Linked DNA regions of Homo sapiens: region 1 is linked to region 2. The links are chromatin loops, found by intact Hi-C in ENCODE. Cell type or tissue: sigmoid colon. All regions are shown on one strand. Links, peaks and the distances in the headings refer to the core of each region. The heading gives the core; the rest is flanking DNA.

Region 1 (9,239 bases), core at 903-8,902, 51 kb before region 2:
GGAGCACCGTGCCTAGAAACAGTTATTGTTCAAGAAATAGGTAATAATACAATATAATTATCAGTATAAGTAACGTAGAAGAGTTTCCTCACTTTTCCTTTAGCCATTTTTGCATATATGGTGAAGGTAATGGTTGCTATGGTAGAGAGAAATGGAAAATATTTGTGAAGCAAGCACAATTTTTAAAACCCCAATAACGTTAAAGGCCTTCCATTCCTGTCTTGTATGCTCTCTTATGTCCAAGTAAGGGCACAGATAAAGTTTGACACATACTCGGTGGAGTATCTAAATAGAAAATGTACTGAAGCAAACCAAGAACAGAGTTTTAAAAAAAAAATCAAAGCACTAAGCAAACATTCTGAACTTTTGGCAGAGGAATTGGACTGTCTGAATCTCCATGACTCTTTGGAGTTATTAATAGTGATGCATTTTGCCATATTTTGAGCAGATGCATATTTATAGGTCACGCAATATCTGTGTGGGGAGACTTTCAAGGCTTTATGGCCTTTTAAAAATGTCTTATCTTGGAAGAGAACAGGGCAAGGAGGATGCCATTTTGTCATCTGTGCAGCACCAATCACCCTGTGCTCATTAAATGTTACGGGAAAGATGCGCACTGCAGCAGGGCCTGGAATGTGGCTCCCATCTGCACTGCCAGAAGCCATGATGAAGTCACGAGTTGCACAACAGTAGTAATTCGCAGCTATTTATGACCATTTTAATAGCAAAGGTCTAGATTAGAAGGCTGTGTTTACATGCCATGTAGCAGAATAGTTCACGAATCATTCCCACAGTAACGTTTGGTCAAACCAATCAACCAAGTAATGAAAAATGAACCGGTTGTTCTTGAGGTTGTGACTAATAGATCTCTAAGTTAGCCTCTACTTTCCTCATGCTCTTCCATACCTGAGACAGAATTGACTCCTGCCCCATGCCCACAGACTCTCCTCCTCTGTCTTCCCGGCAAGCCACAGCCCTGTTACCCTTTCTCCACCCAAGCTCAAAGCCGTAAGACATCAGGTAAGTTAAAGGAGCTTTGGAAACTCCTGTAGAGCACCTGTGCACATAATTAAGGAAACATAATTTTTAGCACGTTTATTTTCTCATTGTCATTGCTCCATTATGTGACTTTAATTAGTGACCCCGATGGCCCCTGTGCATCCAGATGAGTAAAATCCTTTCATTTGTCTGCTTAAACTGACTTGAGGTTTTAGTGATTATCACATCCATGCAGCCTGAAGGTCAGACTATTTCCTTTTGTTTCACTAGACAGTTAATCCCCTCATTAGGGGTGATGGAAAATGAATAATTAAACATGCCATTTTCACATTTCAGGTAATGAGAGGCCCTAAGATCCCAGAGGATGCCATAAGAGGAAAAGTCAGGGGAGTGTTGAAGACTCTGCCTCCTACAAATATGTGAGTTTTTCTCCCCTGGCTTCATGGTAGAAAAGGTTTGGCGAAGGCTCTTCCTCTAAATTGAAACAAAACAAAATGAAAACCTTAGTTATTGGGCTGTACTCTGACACTTAGTAGCTGTGTGACTTGGGGCAAAGCAGCTAACCTTTTGACACTAAAAGTTTTCTCAATTATATAACTGGAATGATAATGGTAACCATTGTATTGAAATGTTATGAGCATTAAAAACATGAATGAGTGACAATACTTACAACAGTGTCTACCACATGGTAAGAGCTCTGTAATGTGTTAATTATATTATCATTTTCATTATCACCCAGGCAAGTCACCTGAATGCTGTGGGTATCAGGCCACAGCCAAACAACCACTTGCAGGTTATCACAAAGTTCCCTTTGGCCTATTGGAATAAGGATTAAGAGTAAATTATGTTGTACCCTGGAGGGAAAAAACCCAAGTAGTCATACCTCTAGGGCCTTAGGGAATTCAACTTTCACCAAACCTCTTCTAATTACTCTAAAAAGATTTTTTGGAGGGTGGAGGTGGTAGAAGGTAGAGAGCCACAATAGTCGGGACCCAGATGACCACACTTGGTGAGTGAAGGTGAAGCCACCCACAGCAGCCTCCACTGGTGCAATCTGAATTCCTGCCTCCAATCCCAGGCCCCACAGCTTCTGCCCCTTCCTCATGTTCTCCAACTCCCAGGAAGCCGGCTCGCCCCGGGCTTCCCCAGCCCTGTACCATGGAGACTGGGCAGGGACCTCCTTTTGTACTCTGACTTCTGTCTCATCTGACCATATTTTAGGCAGACCTTACGCTCATGCCGACTAAAAATGGACTCACTCTGCTAAGGAAATCCAAGCCCCATTGGGAAATATCTCTGAGTCTAATTTGGTCATTTCTTTTGCCGCTTCAGGCTGTGGACCTTACAAAGCAGAGACAGCACCCTTCAAGATGCAGAGTTCAGGGAAAGCTCCTATACAGAGGGGAGTGGGAGTCTCCGCTGAGTTTGGAAAGATGACTGGGGTTTGATTGACAGAGTGAACGCGGTGGGGGGCGGCGGGGGAGATGTTTCAAGTGAAGAGGGTCTGGAATGTGCCTAGAACAGGGAATCTTCTGACAGGCTGAAACAGGCTGTGTAAGGGAGTGCAGGTGGCTAAAGCTGCTCAGAGAGACACAGACCAGTGCGGAAAGAAAGTTCTGAGGGTTCATGAAGATATTGGACTTTATTCTGCATAAATACAGATGGTGAAGGGTGGAAGCAGTGTTTCAGAAAAGAAAAAGTGTGTAGTGCTGTGCATGCAGCATTGGTAGAAATGGGCTTGATGGGAGGAAAATTACTTAGCGGACTAGGGCCTGAGGTCATGGGGACCTATGAAAAGGAAAATAAAATGCATGAGGGTGGCTATATGATTATGTGCAGAGGGGGTGGAAACTGTTGCTCAAAACTGAATCTTAAAATTTGTTTTGTCATTGCTTTACCCAAAATAGTCGACCCTAGTTGGATTTTTTTGGAGAAAATATTTTGTCCCTTTTAAAAAGGTTCTAGTAAGAAGCAGCTTTAATGCTGTTTGTGGAAGGAAAAAGTTACAAGGAGAAAGAGTGAATACAGTGCATGATTAAAGGAGTGATGGAAAGTGACAATGGCTTTCAAAAGAGCACAGGCGAATTGACACGTATTATGACAAACACGATCTTACAGTGACTTCATTTTCTTGTGAGTGTTGGGAAATACTTTCTAGATATTCTAATAATGATGCCGTTAGCATTGTACAATTTTTAATTAAAAAGCTTATAACACAAATAGAAACTTAAATCTGGAGGAGAACTTCAATATCCTTTCATCATTTTACAGAGGAGCTAACAAGACTAGAGAGTAAACAACTCACCCACAGTCACCCAGCAGGTGTGTGACAGGTCCATTGCCAGAAGGTAAATGCTTTGCTCCTGGCCCGGTGCCCTTTCTGCTTGGCCACAAGAGTCCACAAAGACCATTTTATTTATTTATTTTTCAAAATACACATTTTTATCAAAAAAGGACCATTTTTATAGCTGAAGTAAAAGACTTGGTGTTTTCCATTTTCTCTTTTTAAAGTCAAGAGCTGTTTTCTCAGATAAATTATTCACATTTCCCTTTACTGCATTATTTTTCTTGTTTGTAGAATTAAATAATTAACCTTGAGGTAATCTTTGTGTTGAAGACACCTTAGCCTAGGGGTGCGAGTTGCGTAATGGGAAGAAAAGTGGGTGCCTATGAGAAAGTATAGACTTCTAGGAGTTCCCCAGCTCCCTCGGAACAGCCCTCTGACCTGGTGCTCAGGATAAGGTGAAGTCATGGAAAAGCATCAGCAAACGCGCCTCTCAACCTGCCTTGCCCATGATGTCTGTCATCCCAGGCCCCAGACTGTAGGCGTCGAGCCTCCTCATAGGGTCCCTGGGCGCCCATCTCCTTTATGGGGCCCCTCCCCACAAGGGACCCATCAGCCTCACTTCTCTGTTTTCCCTCCTCCCCGCTTCTCTATCTTTTCTGTAAAATGTTTAAAAGAAAAAATAAATCTCTCCTGTTAGAGCATGTTCTTTTTCTTTTTCCTCCAGCTTTTTTTTTCTTTGTCAGTCTCTGCCTCTCATCCAGGTGAAATTGCTTTCCTCCACCTCTGGCAAACATACATTAGGGCCTTGCTTCCTCTGCTTCCGGGGCCCGCAGCCTTCCCTTTGTGGCACCTTTTCCCCAAGTCCTGTTCCTTTCTGCCTCCTAGGAACCCACTCTGGACAGGGGATGCCCCAATAATGGCAGAGGGCTCCTGCAGATCGTCCCCTACCCCCATCTCAGTTACCCGGCCAGGGCTCAAGCATAGGAAGTCCTGAAGTTCTGATTTTCTTGGTTAATCTCCTTGAAGCAATTCTTCATGATACCAAGTGCCCTGATTCTTTGTTCAGAGTTAGGGGTGGGCGAGTGTCAACCTTGATATTCTTCATTGTTGATTCATGTTCATGAAAGATTCTCCTAAAGTTTGATTGGTGAATGCCGGGGCCAAACACCGTAAGCCTAGGTGCACTGTGCCACATCCATATCAAGAGGCTGGGAATCTTGGTGGGGTCAAAGTCTCTCCTGTATCCATGAACCATTGTATTGCCTCTCCCGGCATGTCTGTGAGAGAAGGGACAGCATAAACTCTGCCATAGGAGGAGGAAGGCTTCTCTCTTGTTCTCCATGGGACACAGGGAGGGAGCTGATAGATGGCAGGCCGAAGGGCCCAAATTTAAGAGAGTAAAGTGGGGTGAACATGTTGAGATTGTGACCATTTTCCCAGAAGAAGCAGAAAGTATAATGCATCGAAGTTAGAGCACTAGAAGGGCCTTGGTATGGCCCCCGACACCAACTTGGGCAGAGAGGCCAGACTCCAGCAGGCAGCAGCAGTGGCAGTGGAGGTGGCACAGGCACCAACAGGCAGACGGGGCTGGCAGTGACCCTGGCAGGGAAGGATGCAGTGCCTCAGGGATGAGAGAATGCCAGCTGGGGACTCAGGCTCAGGTGCAGGTGTCACTAGACCTGGGCTAGCCTCCCACCCACTAGCCAGTTCCACAACAGATACAATGTCCCCCTAAGGAGGAAAGTGGTAGAAAAGTAAATATGTCTTAATTCCCAAAACTTCTCTTTTACATCAGGTAAGACTCCTAAACCAGAAAAATGAGGATCTTTATTGCTAATTACATGCTGGGTGTCCTTAGGAGAGACATTTAAATTTTCTGGACCTCAGTTTTCTCATATATAAAATAAGGATGTAAATAATTATTATTTTGTAGGATTGTTGGAGTACAAAATGACAGTATGAGCAAGTAAAATGGTATGCCTAGTACCAGTGAGAGCCCTCAGTAAACAGTAGGCAGCAACCAAGCTGGTGGGAAGCCTCCTATCCAGGAGGATGCAAATTGTTGACTTGCAAGATGATGAGGATTTCCAGATAGACACAGGTGAGTAAGCATTGCTTTTTCCAGTTGGATAACCCTGAGATCTGCTGCTAGAGTGGACTTAGGATGTGAGCAGGAGGCAAAACACAGGGAAAGTAGCCTGAGTGCTGATGAGCTTCTCAGGTGCTGATTTAGAAGCTGCCCATGCTCACCACACACAAGGACCTAAACATACTGGCTCAGCTATCTAAATGGCAATGACAGTTGATGACAGCTGTTTCCCAATGACTTCCTCTCCCAGAATCTTCTGCACCCTACACGTTCCTGTTGTTCAGATTCTGTCTGGAAGCAAAACAGTTCCCAAATGTACATCAGATTGTGTTTTTCCCCACATCTTCGCCAGGCTTGTATGATCATCTTTGTACTTTTCCTAATCTTTTCGATTAAATTGCAATTTAATTTTTATTTTTCTGACCACTGGTGAGACCTACCATCTTTTCACATATTTATTGGCCCTTTGCATTTTCTCTTAGGCTTTCATTACTTGAGTTTTACAACAGAATGGCATCATCTTTAGAATCAGTCCAAGGCCAGCTTTCATTACAACCACTCTTATTATTTCATTTTGTTTTCTTCTCTTCTTTAAACTTCATGCCTCTGATTAATCTGTTTAATTTTAATGGCTAGGCATGGCAGCTCACACCTGTACTTCTAGCAGTTTGGGAAGCCAAGGCAAGATTACTTGAGAGCAGTCTGGGCAATATAGTGAGACCCTGTCTCTACAAAAAATAATAGTAATAATTTTACAAGTATGTAATACTTCGGGGCACACACCAACTTTTGTTTGTCTTCCTTTGGCAGAGTCCTCACCACAGATGGAATTCTTTCATCTTTTGGATTAATCATGATTCAGGTCTTGAAATGAAAACTAAAATAAACTTTCCAGTTGGCCTTTAATCTCAATTTGGAATTATTCTAGGTTGAATGAAAATCACCTACTTGATAGTACTCTACTTATGTTTTTGCACTTTCCAAAGAACAGAATTGGAGGCAGAATACTGTAGAAGAAATTTTCAAGAAGATTCAAGTACTAGATTTAGGATGTAGAAGTCCCTGCTTGCATACTGCTGCCAGTCTTCTTGCAACTTTCAGCAAACCACTTTCCTTCCTCTCTCTGTAAATGGAGGCAGGTGGCAAGTTGAGCTATATCAGTGATTCTCAACCCTGGCTACACATTACAAGTACTTGAAAAACTTTTTTTTTTTTTTTTAGTTTTAATTGGTTTATTATTGTCTTTAAAAGTCTTCACAGGCAAAGCCATCCCTCTTTGTCTCTATCTTACACCTGCCTGGTGGTTTTAGTTGAGGATTCTGGGAAAAAGAGACTTAGAGTGATGATGAGGAGATTTGACATTTTAGGAAGAAAATGGCAAGTTTCTGGAATTTCAGAAATTTTCAAAATTCAAAAAATGTAATGGTTGTTTCTGGCTCTTTGTTTTATTCCATCTCTATAAAATTCCATATGTGGAAATAATGTGTTCCCTCATATTTATCTCTATTCAGTCATGCATTTATAACATATTCATTGAAAACTAGTTATGTGCCAGGCCTGTGCAAGGAGAGAAGGGGGTGCAATAGAATTACCTGAAAAACTTTTTTAAAAGGCTATTAAAACTTTTAAATACTGCATCCTAAGGTCAGTTAAATAAGAATCTCTGGGAGTAGGATCTATGCATCAGCACTTTTAAAAAGTGCCTCGGGTGATTTTCATATGGAACCAAGAATGGGAATCACTGAACATGATGATCTCTGGTATCCCTTGTAGTAAACACCTCTATGATTCTAAACCATGTTGAAATTTGGGCAGTATATCAAACTCTTTAGTGATTTTTAAGTTAGTAAAATGGAGATTCTACTTCATGTTGCCACACACAGCAATGGAGTTTAGAATTGGCCTGAATGGTTGGCTTGGAAGATGTTTGTTAGTGGCCAGAATCATTCATGAATCTTCTTGCTTTTTCCTCTCCTCCTATGGGGATCATGTCTCTAAATGAAACAATATGTGCTTTTGTTGAGCTGAAAACTGGATGAAGTGAGGGGTAAAATGAATGGACAATTAGTCCTGTAAATCACTAATCCAGAGGACAGCCAGCAACCACTTCTTCTGTCCCCACTTTGAGGTTAAAAACAAAAATGCTGTGTTTGGAGGCCATAATGTGAGCTTTTGTCAACAAAGAGGAAAGCGCAATAGGGTTCCACTTCAATAAATAATTTTTACGCAATCCATAGGATTCAGCCAATCAATTAATTATGAATTGCAAACATATTTCACCCAGGAAGTGTTTGGTAACAGTTTGTGGTTAACAAAGACAATGTGTTCAACATAGGATCTAGCCCAAATTTACTAATAAAATATGATCTTTTTACTGCAAAAGTGACTTAGGAGACATTACTGGGGAGACAAAACCCTTAATACACAAAGATACTCCATAAAACTTTAATTGCATGGCAGAATCTATAAATGCAAGAGAAGCAGCCTCATCTTGAATTTCAAGTAAGAAATGTTTTGGGAGCCGTCTGTGTCACTAATCAGAAATATAATCAATGAAAGGTATGAGGTTCCCTGAGAAGCTGCTTTGATCATGCAAACATGAGCTTCATTTTTAGATGTAACTAGTGTCTTCTTTCAGGTGATTATTGATCAGGTTCTTCTCTGCTGAGTCAATGACAAACACACACAAAGCTTGGTCCAACGTGAAGTTTGATGTCCCGCATCACAGTTGCAGGGAAACATGAGGTCATAGCACCAGAGGTTTGAGCTCTTCAGTTCAAAAACCATATGCAGCATGAAAGAATGCTCTGGTGTTCTTTGAAGTTTGATGTATGTAACTTCAAATCTCAAAGAGAAATACATTTCTCCTCCCACTGAATTCAATTGCTTTGTAAGTGGTCTGATTTCTGAAAAATTGATTTTTGGTACAACTGAAGAGTCTATTTAACATTTGGGTTGCCTTAATAATAGAAGCCCAAGGATGCTATGACTCTCATGTTTCAAGGACCTGTGCCACAAGGACATAAAGATCACAAAGCCACAAGGACATAAAGATCAGAACAACATCACTCTGCCCTAGATGAGTTCACTTTCTAGGGGAACCAACACCTGTATTAGAGTGTTGGAAGACTGCCTTTAAATGCTTCAAAATGCATCTGCTATTATTTTAGGATGGGAGAAAGATCACCATGGTTTTCACTGATCATCAGAAGAAATAAGTACTTATTAGATTTTTATGTCTATATTATTTACATATTTTGAAATTGTGGTAGAATACACATAACACAAAATTTGCCATCTTCACCATTCTCAAATTTACAGTTAGGGGCCTTAAGTACATTCACTTTATTGTGCCACTGTCACCACCATCCACCCACAAGACTCTTTCCGTCTTGCAAAATCGAAACTCCAAACACATTAAAAAAAAACCTCCTAATTCTTCCCTACCCTCAACCCCTGGCAACCACATTTCTACTTTCTGCCTGTGAGTTTGTCTCCTGTAGATACCCCTTTTAAGTGGAATTGTTCTGTGTTTGTTCTTTTGGTTGGCTTATTTCACTCAGCATAATGTCTTCAAGGTAAATTTTTTTTAAAGAGCCAATAAATACTTCCAAGTGTCTCATAAGCAACCAGCTGTGCTTGTTCTAGCTGAGGTACCTCGGTTTATTTACAGATCTTATTAGAAAGTCACTTCTTCTCATGGTAAAGGGAGCCGATGTCATTTTGTACATCTTTGAAGGAATTCAGTATCATTCATGGATTATCCATTCATGGGTTCTCTGATCGCTCAAAGGCACCGGCACTGCCCCTCATAAGCTGTTGGTGGGGGTCGTGTAGCCCCTCCATAAGATGGCCAGAGAAAAG
Region 2 (9,239 bases), core at 852-8,851:
GTTTAAAATCATACAAAATGTTCCAATTGATTTGATATACATATTTAAAATAATTCAAGTTCAATACATCTTAAATCTGGCAACTTTATCTCCCAATTCAAGTCCTTTGAATATAAGGACAAAGAACTGTGAACTGTTAAATATCATCAAAGGAAAGGAAAAGTCATCTGTACAGAAAGAGGAAAAAAATTAGCTCTCCATAACTAAACTTTGAACCTATTAGCTCTCCATAGCTAAACTTTGAACCTTTGCATTGCCTTTAGGGAAAGATTTTTCCAATTACTCTACTTTTAAATAATCAGTTTTATTCTATTCTTTCCTCTGAATTATGAAATAAATAATATGTATGTCTCTGAACAAAGAATAAAAGAACAATTCTGTTTCCCTTGTCCTATTTCCTTCTCCATGAACTGACCTTTTCATTCAAGTTTGTTTCCATGGGAAGACTAAACCTGCTGTGCTCCAGGCTAGAGCTGGACCATGTGGACTTTCTAGATAGTCTACAATCTCTGCCCCTTTCCACCGATATTCTTTCTCTATGTGTTTCAATATGTATTTGTTTAGTGAGGTGGGACCTACTATGCTATATTCCACTATGTCACATGCATTTAACGTATTACATCATTGATGGGAGACAGTTCTCCAGGGTCTCTACACAACTTGCAAGCAAGGCGCTGACTGCCCTTTGTTCCAAACCATTTGACCCAGGAAACGCGTATCTTCTACCAGCATCCATGAAACAGTAGCAGGCTAATTTGTTAGCTTGTAAGGAGAGTGACATGGTAGGTCCTTGGCAGTTTCTGGTAGTCCTTTTAAGTTACCACAAGTATTTATTTCAGGCACAGAATTTCAGGAGCTCATCCCATAAGTGTACTCTATGACTTCCTTATGAGCACTACGAAAACACTCATTTGAATCATGCTTAGCACCTGAGGGAGCTGGGGTTTTGTTTTGTTTTGTTTTGTTTTTAACCATTTCTTCTAGAGGTCAGTGTCTCCTTTCCAGGTAACAGAACCAACTTTATGTTTCAGCCACCACGTAGAGTCCCTTTCAAAAACCTCAAGCGTTTTTGCTTTTAAAAATCTTAGTTGGTATCATAGTCCTAATTTTCGCCAATGACATTTTAACACTTCCATAGATTGATTCCCCAGTCAAGTGCCTCCTAACCTACTTATAATCTGGTTCTGCTACCTAAAAGAGTAAATGTATGTGTGTGGATCTCCTGTTTCCAAGCAGGTGACAACAGCAACTCTGGAGTCCCAACTACTCATAATCCCTTAGAGCTCTAGTTCTGGGGATCATCATGTGAAGTCTCAAGGCAGAAATATGTAGTGTAGGACAGAGGGGTGTGTGTGTGCATGTGTGTGTGTGTGTGTGTGTGTGTGTGTGTGCATCTTCCTACTGCCTCCCCCAACAATAAGACTGTAATTAGCCTGTTTCTGCAAGCCTGTAAAATTATATTCATTACTTTCTTGCCTGGTTCCATTTAGAAACAACTTTGAAAATCTCAAACTAAGTATTTTTTGTTTTGTTTTGTTTTAGCAGGAATCCATGGGGTGGGGAGAAGAAGGGTGAGGAGATGCAGAACGAGGGCACCAGATGGTATGGATCACATAGGAGACTGAGTGGATGGATGATTCTGACATGTCTTCTCTTAGGAACAGATGTGTTGCCAGGTTGCAATAGTTCGGAAAGATGAGATGAGTACTTGCCATGAATCTTATCTTTTCTGTCAGAGATTTATTGCATAGAAATTGTATTTGGCTCCTTCTTTTATTTGTTGGCTTATAACCAAAGTAAAATGTTCCATATACTGAAAGGAGCTACCCTATTTCATCTAATCTAAGATTTTCTCCATTGTAAGACACTCTATTATTTTATGATCAACTAAGAAAGAAAAGTCACTGCCAATTAAATATGACACATTGTATGTTGTGAGAGACATCCCAGTTTTAGAGATGTGAAAACGTGAAGTTACCTTGTGTTGTAGAATTGATGAAATATGATATGTAAATCAAGGGTTCCAAACTTTTTGCCGAAGCCATTTCATGGTGTTTTATGATTTGAATTATCATCTGAGTCTGTGACCCTGAATACATAACAATAGCTATGACCAATTGTTGAACAAATAATATGTTGCTTGCCACATATACATTCATTATTTCCAATCCTTTCAACTACATTGCAAGGAAACAGGTATAAGTACCACTTTACAAGGCAGGAAGTTGAGCTCCTAGAGGTTAGGTAAAGTATGAAGGTGAAGCTGCCAGGAGTGAGAGCTGAGATTGGAACCCAGCTAGGTCTCCCTTCAAAGCTGAGATGCCTTCGGTTACTCTACGGAATTGCTCTTTTTGAAGAAGCTGCCTGATTTGGGAATGTCTTTGAGAATGGTACTGTATCTAAATATTTGTGGATTGTTTTAGAAACAAGTTCCCACCCATCACACAGTTGTCACCCAGCAATAATAGTGAGACTGGCTCCTCTCTTTCAGCTAGAGTTAAAAGTGAAAGGAGGGGAGAAGGGGTGGCTATTCATCTCCCCAGAAATCATGACAGACATAATGGGGCTAATGCTTTGTGAAACTGCAAAGTGCTGCATCATTGTTTATCTTCTGCCAAGTGCTTATTCATAGCAGGGAGAAAGCCCCTTCAGAACTCCTGAAATGTTAGGGCTTCAAGTTCTTAAAGCACATGCATAATTTCTAGTACTTTATTCAAAATATACTTTTTCTTTTTCCTTTTTTCTGTAATTTGAAAACATCTTCACCATAGCCAAGAACAAAATTTTAACTGATGGCAAAAATATAAAGCCTTGAGGTAGTGTTTTATCACTATTTATTATTGTATCCAAAGAAGAGGCCTTGACAATGTTGGCTGCTGCTGGGTTGCCATGGCAGTAATCAGTCAAACAGGAACAGGATTTTGCAAGCCTGCTCAACCCTTTTTCTTACCAAGCACTGCAAAGCTGATAGAAAGATTTTCATTTTGCACGATACTATTGGATGAGGCAAATGTGTCCTTTTCTCACAAGGTTCCAGTCTTGCTCCCTGCTTCTCAAGCCATCACATTCCCTTGCACCCTTGCTCCATCCACACTGAACCACTTGCATTCTTAAGTGTGCCACAGTCTATGCCCTTGGGCTCAGGGCACACAGGGCTGCTTCTGCTTGGAACACCCTTTAGAACCTATTCTAGCCCCAACTCCTACTTCTGTTCTGTTCTGTGACCATACCACCTCCTCCAGGAAGCCTTAAGCATCCTTTCCTCCATTCAGTATGGGTTAGACACACATTCTGAGTGCTCCGATAACACTCTGTATTTACCTCTATCTTAGCACATGTTACCTTGATCATAGTTGTCTGCGACAATTTTGGTAAAGAACATCTGGAGCTGGTCTGCCTGAGTTTGAAGCTCTCCTTCGTTACTTACTAGCTGTGATCTTGGCCAAGTCATTTGACCTCTCTAAGCCTCAGCTTCCCCCTATGTAAAAGGACAAAAATAATATCTACTTCACAGAATTACTGTGAAGATTAAGTGAGATGATCTAAGTAAAATGCCTAATGCTAATGAGTTCTCAATAAATATTATAGTAAAACTTGTCTCCTTCTAGAGTCTAAGCTCCATGAGGACAGAGACCATGTCTTTTATTTTTGCACATTCAGGACCTAACAAACATCAGGTACACAGAGAGCATTTCCTCATTGTCTAACACAGTATGGTTAGACTGTGTTAGGAATGGGTTTCTCTATATAATTTTTCCTGTAGGTAGAGCTTACCCCTGAACACATAAAAAATCCCATCTTGTTAATTATATTAATTACAAAATTAATTCACATTCATTGGTGAAAATTTGGAATATACAGAATTATAAAGACAGAAACCATCTGTGGTTGGGTGGGATGGCTCACACCTGTAATCTCAGTACTTTGGGAGACCAAGGCAGGAAGATGGCTTGACACTAAGAGGTCAAGAGTAGTCTGGTCAACATAATGAGACCCTGTCTCTGTAAGAAACTTTAAAAATTGGCCAGGCATGGTTGTGTGTGCCTGCAATCCTACCTACTGGGGAGGTTGAGGCAGGAAGGTCACGTGGCTGCAGTGAGCCATGATAAAGCCACTGTACTTCAGCCTAGGCGACAGAGCAAGGCCCTGTCTCTTCAAAATATTATATTGAAATATTCCAATTTAAATTTTTTTCTAATTTTTTTCATTGTGGAAATATATGTAACATAAAATGTATCATCTTAACCATTTTTTAATGTATAGATCAGTGTAAAGGTGTGTTAAATACACCCATAATGTGCTACTATCACCAGGATCCATCTCTGTAACTATTTTAATCTTGTAAAACTGAAACTCTGTACCTGTTACAGAATAACTCTCCATTCCCCACTTCTGCTAGTTCCTGACAACCAGTATACCACTTTCTGTCTCTATGATTTTGACTTATAAGTATCTCAAATAAATGGAATCAGTATTTGTCTTTTGGTAGCTGGCTTGTTTTACTTAACACAATATCCTCAAGTTCATCCATGTTGTAGCATGTGTCAGGATTTCCTTCCTTTAAAGGTTGAATAATTTTCAATTGTATGTATGTACCACATTTCACTTATCTATTTATTTGTTGATGAATATATTTGTTGATGAATAATAGGGTTACTTCCACATTTTACCTGTTATGAATTATGCTGCTATGAACATGGCTATACAAACATTTCTTTGAATCTCTGCTTTCAATTTTTTTGTGTGTGTTCCCAGAAGTGGAATCGCTAGATCATGGTAATTCTTCAGTTTGTGACTGTTTTCCACAGCAACCATACCATTTTACATTTCCACCAACAATGCACAAGGGTTCCAATTTCTCCATATCCTTGCTTAACATTTGTTATTTTCTGGAATTGTTTTGTTTTGTTTTTTACAGTAGCCATCCTAATGGGTGCGAGGTGGTCTCCCTTTCCAGTTTTCGATTTGCATCTCCCTGATGATTAGTGAGGTTGAGCATCTTTTTATGTCCTTACTGGCCATTTGCATATTTTTGAAGAAATGCCTATAAAGTCTTTTGCCCATTTTTGAATTGGGTTGTTTGCTTTTTTGTTGTTCAGTTTTATGAGTTCCATTTATATTTCAGATATCAATCCCTTATCAGATATATCATTTGCAAATATTTTCTTCCATTCTGTGGGTTGTATTTTACTCTGTTGATACTGTCTTTTGATGCACAATTTTTATTGATAGACAATATTGGTACATATTTATGAGGTACAGGTGATATTTTGTTACATGCATAGACTGTAATAATCAAGTCAGGGTACTGGGGTGTCCATCACCTCAAGTATTTATCACTTCTATGTGTTGGGAACATTTCAAGTCTTCTAGCTATTTTGAAATATGCAATACATTGTTATTAACTATAGTAACCCTACTCTGCTATTGAACATTAAAACTTATTCCTTCTGTGTTTGTACTCATTAGCCAACCTCTCTTTATCTCCTGCCCCCACCCACACATAGCCTCTGTTATCTTTCTACTCTCTATCTCCATGAACTTTTTTAGCTCTCCCGTATGAGTAAGAACATGCAATATTTGTCTTTCTGAACCTGGTTTATCTCACTTAACATAAGTCCCATTCCATTCATATTGCTGCAAATGACATGATTTTATTATTTTTTTACAGCTGAATAGTATTCCATTATGTATATATGCCACATTTTATTTATCCATTTATCCACTGATGGACACTTAGGTTGATTCCACATTCTTGCTATTGTGAATACTGCAGTAAACATGGGAGTGCAGGTATCCGTTTAATATACTGATTTCTTTTCCTCTGGATAAATACCAAGTAGTGGGACTGCTGGATTGTATGGTAGTTGTTCTATTTTTAGTTTTTTTGAGAAATCTCCCTACTGTTTTCCGTAATGGCTGTACTAATTGATATTCCTACCTACAGTGTATAAGAGTTCCCTTTTCTCTTCATCCTTGCCAGCATTAGTTATTTTTTGTCTTTTGATAATAACTATTCTAATTGGGATGAGATGATATCTCATTGTGGTTTTTGTTTGCATTTCTCTGATGATTAGTGATGTAGAGCATTTTGTTGGCCATTTGTGTGTCTTCTTTTGAGAAATGTCTATTCATGGTTTTTGCCCACTTTTTAATAGGATTTTCTTTTTTTTTACTGTTGAGCTCTCGGTTTTCCTTGTATATTCTGGATATTAGTCCTTTATTGAATGAACATTTTGCAAATATTTTCTCCCATTCTGTGGATTGTCTCTTCACTCTGTAGATTGTTTCCTTTGCTGTACAGAAGCTATTTAGTTTAGTATAGTCACATTTGTCTATTTTTGGTTTCAGTTGCCTGTACTTTTGAGGTCTTAATCATAAAATATTTGTCAAAACCAACGTCCTAAAATGTTTCTCCTATGTTTTCTTCTAGTAGTTTTATAGTTTCGGATCTTATGTTTAAGTCTATAATCCATCTTGAGTTGACTTTTGTATGTGGTGAGAGATAGGGGTCTAGTTTCATTCTTCCACATATAGATATCAAATTTTTCTAGCACCATTTATTGAAGACAATGTCCTTTCCTCAGTGTATGTTTTTGGCACCTTTGTCAAAAATCAGTTGGCTGCAAATACGTGGATTTATTTCTGGGTTCTCTACTCTGTTCCATTGGCCTGTGTGTCTGTCTGTATACCAATATCATGATATTTTGTTTACTACAGCCTTGAAATATATCTTGAAGTCAGGTAGTGTGGTGCCTCCAGCATTGTTCTTTTTGCTTGCAAAATTTTTAAATGTTCATGAAGTCCAATTTGTTTATTTTGTTGTTGTTGGCTGTTTTTCTTTTCTTTTCTTTCTTTTTCTTTTTCTTTTTCTTTTTTTTTTTTTTTTTTTTTTTTGAGATGGGATCACTCTCTGTCACCCAGGTTGGAGTACAGTGGTGCAATCACAGCCCACTGAAGCCTCGAACACTTGGCCTCAAGCACAATCCTCTTGTCTCAGCCTCCTGAGTAGCTAGGATTATAGGAATGCACCACCATGTCCAGCTAATTTTTTAAACAAATATTTTTGTAGAGATAGGGTCTTACTCATTGCTCAGGCTGGTTTGAACTCCTGGGCTCAAGCAATCTTCAATGTTTCAACCTCCCAAAGTGCTGAGCCACTTTGGGAGTATGTATGAGCCACAATACCCAGCCAGCATCTTTCATGTCTTATCCAAGAAATCAGTGACAAATCCAATGTTTTGATGCTATTTTCATATTTTCTTCTAAGACTTTTACAGTTTTAGATTTTACATTTAGTTATTTGCTATGTTTGAATATGGTTTTTCCCCACTAAAACTCATATTGAAACCTTAATTCCCTTTGTGGCAATGTTGGGAAGTGAAACCTCTAAGAGGTGGAGCCTAATGGGAGGTATCTGGGTCATGAGGACTCTGCCCTTGTGTGTGGTTCGGTTCTGTTCTTGCAGTAGTGAGTGTGCTCTCATTCTGACAATACTGAATTGCTTCTAGCAGGAATGGATTAGTTCCTACAAGAGTGAGTTGTTATAAAGCCAGAATGCCCCTCAGGTTTTGCCTCTTGACATGTTTCCACTTCCCCTTTGACCTTCCACCAGGTTGCATTGCAACACATGCAACAAAAGCCTTCACCAGAAGCCAGATGAATGCTGGCACTATCTTTCTTGAACTTACCAGCTTGCAGAACCATGAGCTAAGTCAACTTTTCTTTATAAATCACTCAGTCTCAGTTATTCTGTTATAGCAACACAAAGCAGTCAAAGACAATCTTTGATCCATTTTTAGTTAATTTTTATATATGGTGTTAGATAAGGCGACATATGGTGTCAGAAAACTGGGTATTCTTTTGTATGTGAATATCCACTTTTCTAGCACAATTTGTTAAAAAAATGGTGTTTTCCCCATTGAATTATCTTAGTACCGTTATTGAAAATCATTTCACCACATATGTGAGGGTATGTTTCTGGGCTCTCTCTTTTATTTCATTGGTGGATATGTGTGACTTTATGCTAGTACCACAGTGTTTTGATTACTATAACTGTATAGTAAGTTTTGAAATCAGGAAGTGTGAATCCTTTTATATTAGTCTGTTTTGCATTTCTATAAAGAAATACCTGAGGTTGAGATACCTTCTCACACCAGTTAGAATGGCAATCACGAAAAAGTCAGGGAACAACAGGTGCTGGAGAGGATGTGGAGAAATAGGAACACTTTTACACCATTGGTGGGACTATAAGCTAGTTCAACCATTGTGGAAGACAGTGTGGCGATTCCTCAAGGATCTAGAACTAGAAATACCATTTGACCCAGCCATCCCATTACTGGGTATATACCCAAAGGGTTATAAATCATGCTGCTGTAAAGACACATGCACACATATGTTTATTGCGGCACTATTCACAATAGCAAAGACTTGGAACCAACCCATATGTCCAACAATGATAGACTGGAGTAAGAAAATGTGGCACATATACACTATGGAATGCTATGCAGCCATAAAAAAGGATGAATTCATGTCCTTTGTAGGGACATGGATGAAGCTGGAAACCATCATTCTCAGCAAACTATTGCAAGGACAGAAAACCAAACACCGCATGTTCTCACTCATAGGTTGGAATTGAACAATGAGAACACATGGACACAGGAAGGGGAACATCACACACTGGGGCCTGTTGTGGGGTGGTGGGGGGGGGAAGGATAGCATTAGGAGATATACCTAATGTAAATGATGAATTAATGGGTGCAGCACACCAACATCGCAGATGTATACATATGTAACAAACCTGCACATTGTGCACATGTACCCTAAAACTTAAAGTATACTTAAAAAAAAAATAAAAGAAATACCTGAGGTTGGGTGACTTACAAGGAAATGAGGTGTATTTTGGCTCACAGTTCTGCAGAGTGTACAAGAAATCTGTTTTGCATTTCTATAAAGAAATACCTGAGATTGGGTGAATTTATAAAGAAACGAAGTGTATTTTGGCTCACAGTTCTGCAGTGTGTACAAGAAGTTTACTTTGCATTTCTGTAAAGAAATACCAGAGGTTGGGTGATTTATAAAGAAATGAGGTTTATTTTGGCTCACAATTCTGCGGAGTATACAAGAAGCATAGTGCCAATATCTGCTTCTGGTGAGGGCCTCAGGAAGCCTAAAATCATGATGGAAGGCAAAGAGGGAGCAGGCATGCTACATGGTGAGAGAGGCAACAAGAAAGAGAG

What was found. Hi-C counts contacts between places; a loop is a spot of excess contacts. Peaks named below come from ENCODE experiments on the same cell type or tissue, not always from the same donor. Only the 100,000 strongest peaks of a DNase experiment are listed, where the experiment ranks them.
Region 1: it touches region 2 in a loop (2.0-fold over the local background); 6 of 110 quality-filtered maps call a loop at or near these places.

What each region holds. Positions count from the first base shown.
Region 1 is chr12:47,102,778-47,112,016 of GRCh38, forward strand. It overlaps PCED1B (PC-esterase domain containing 1B), which reads left to right. Exons shown (of 4, transcript NM_138371.3): 2 at 1,336-1,418. Among named protein-coding and RNA genes, the nearest start is that of AMIGO2, 27 kb to the left of the region's middle. In sigmoid colon, for the core only: no CTCF peak of the experiment used is centred there; no DNase peak of the experiment used is centred there.
Region 2 is chr12:47,153,421-47,162,659 of GRCh38, forward strand. All of the region lies in intron 2 of PCED1B (PC-esterase domain containing 1B), which reads left to right. Among named protein-coding and RNA genes, the nearest start is that of MIR4698, 30 kb to the right of the region's middle. In sigmoid colon, for the core only: no CTCF peak of the experiment used is centred there; no DNase peak of the experiment used is centred there; H3K27ac peaks cover 288 bases.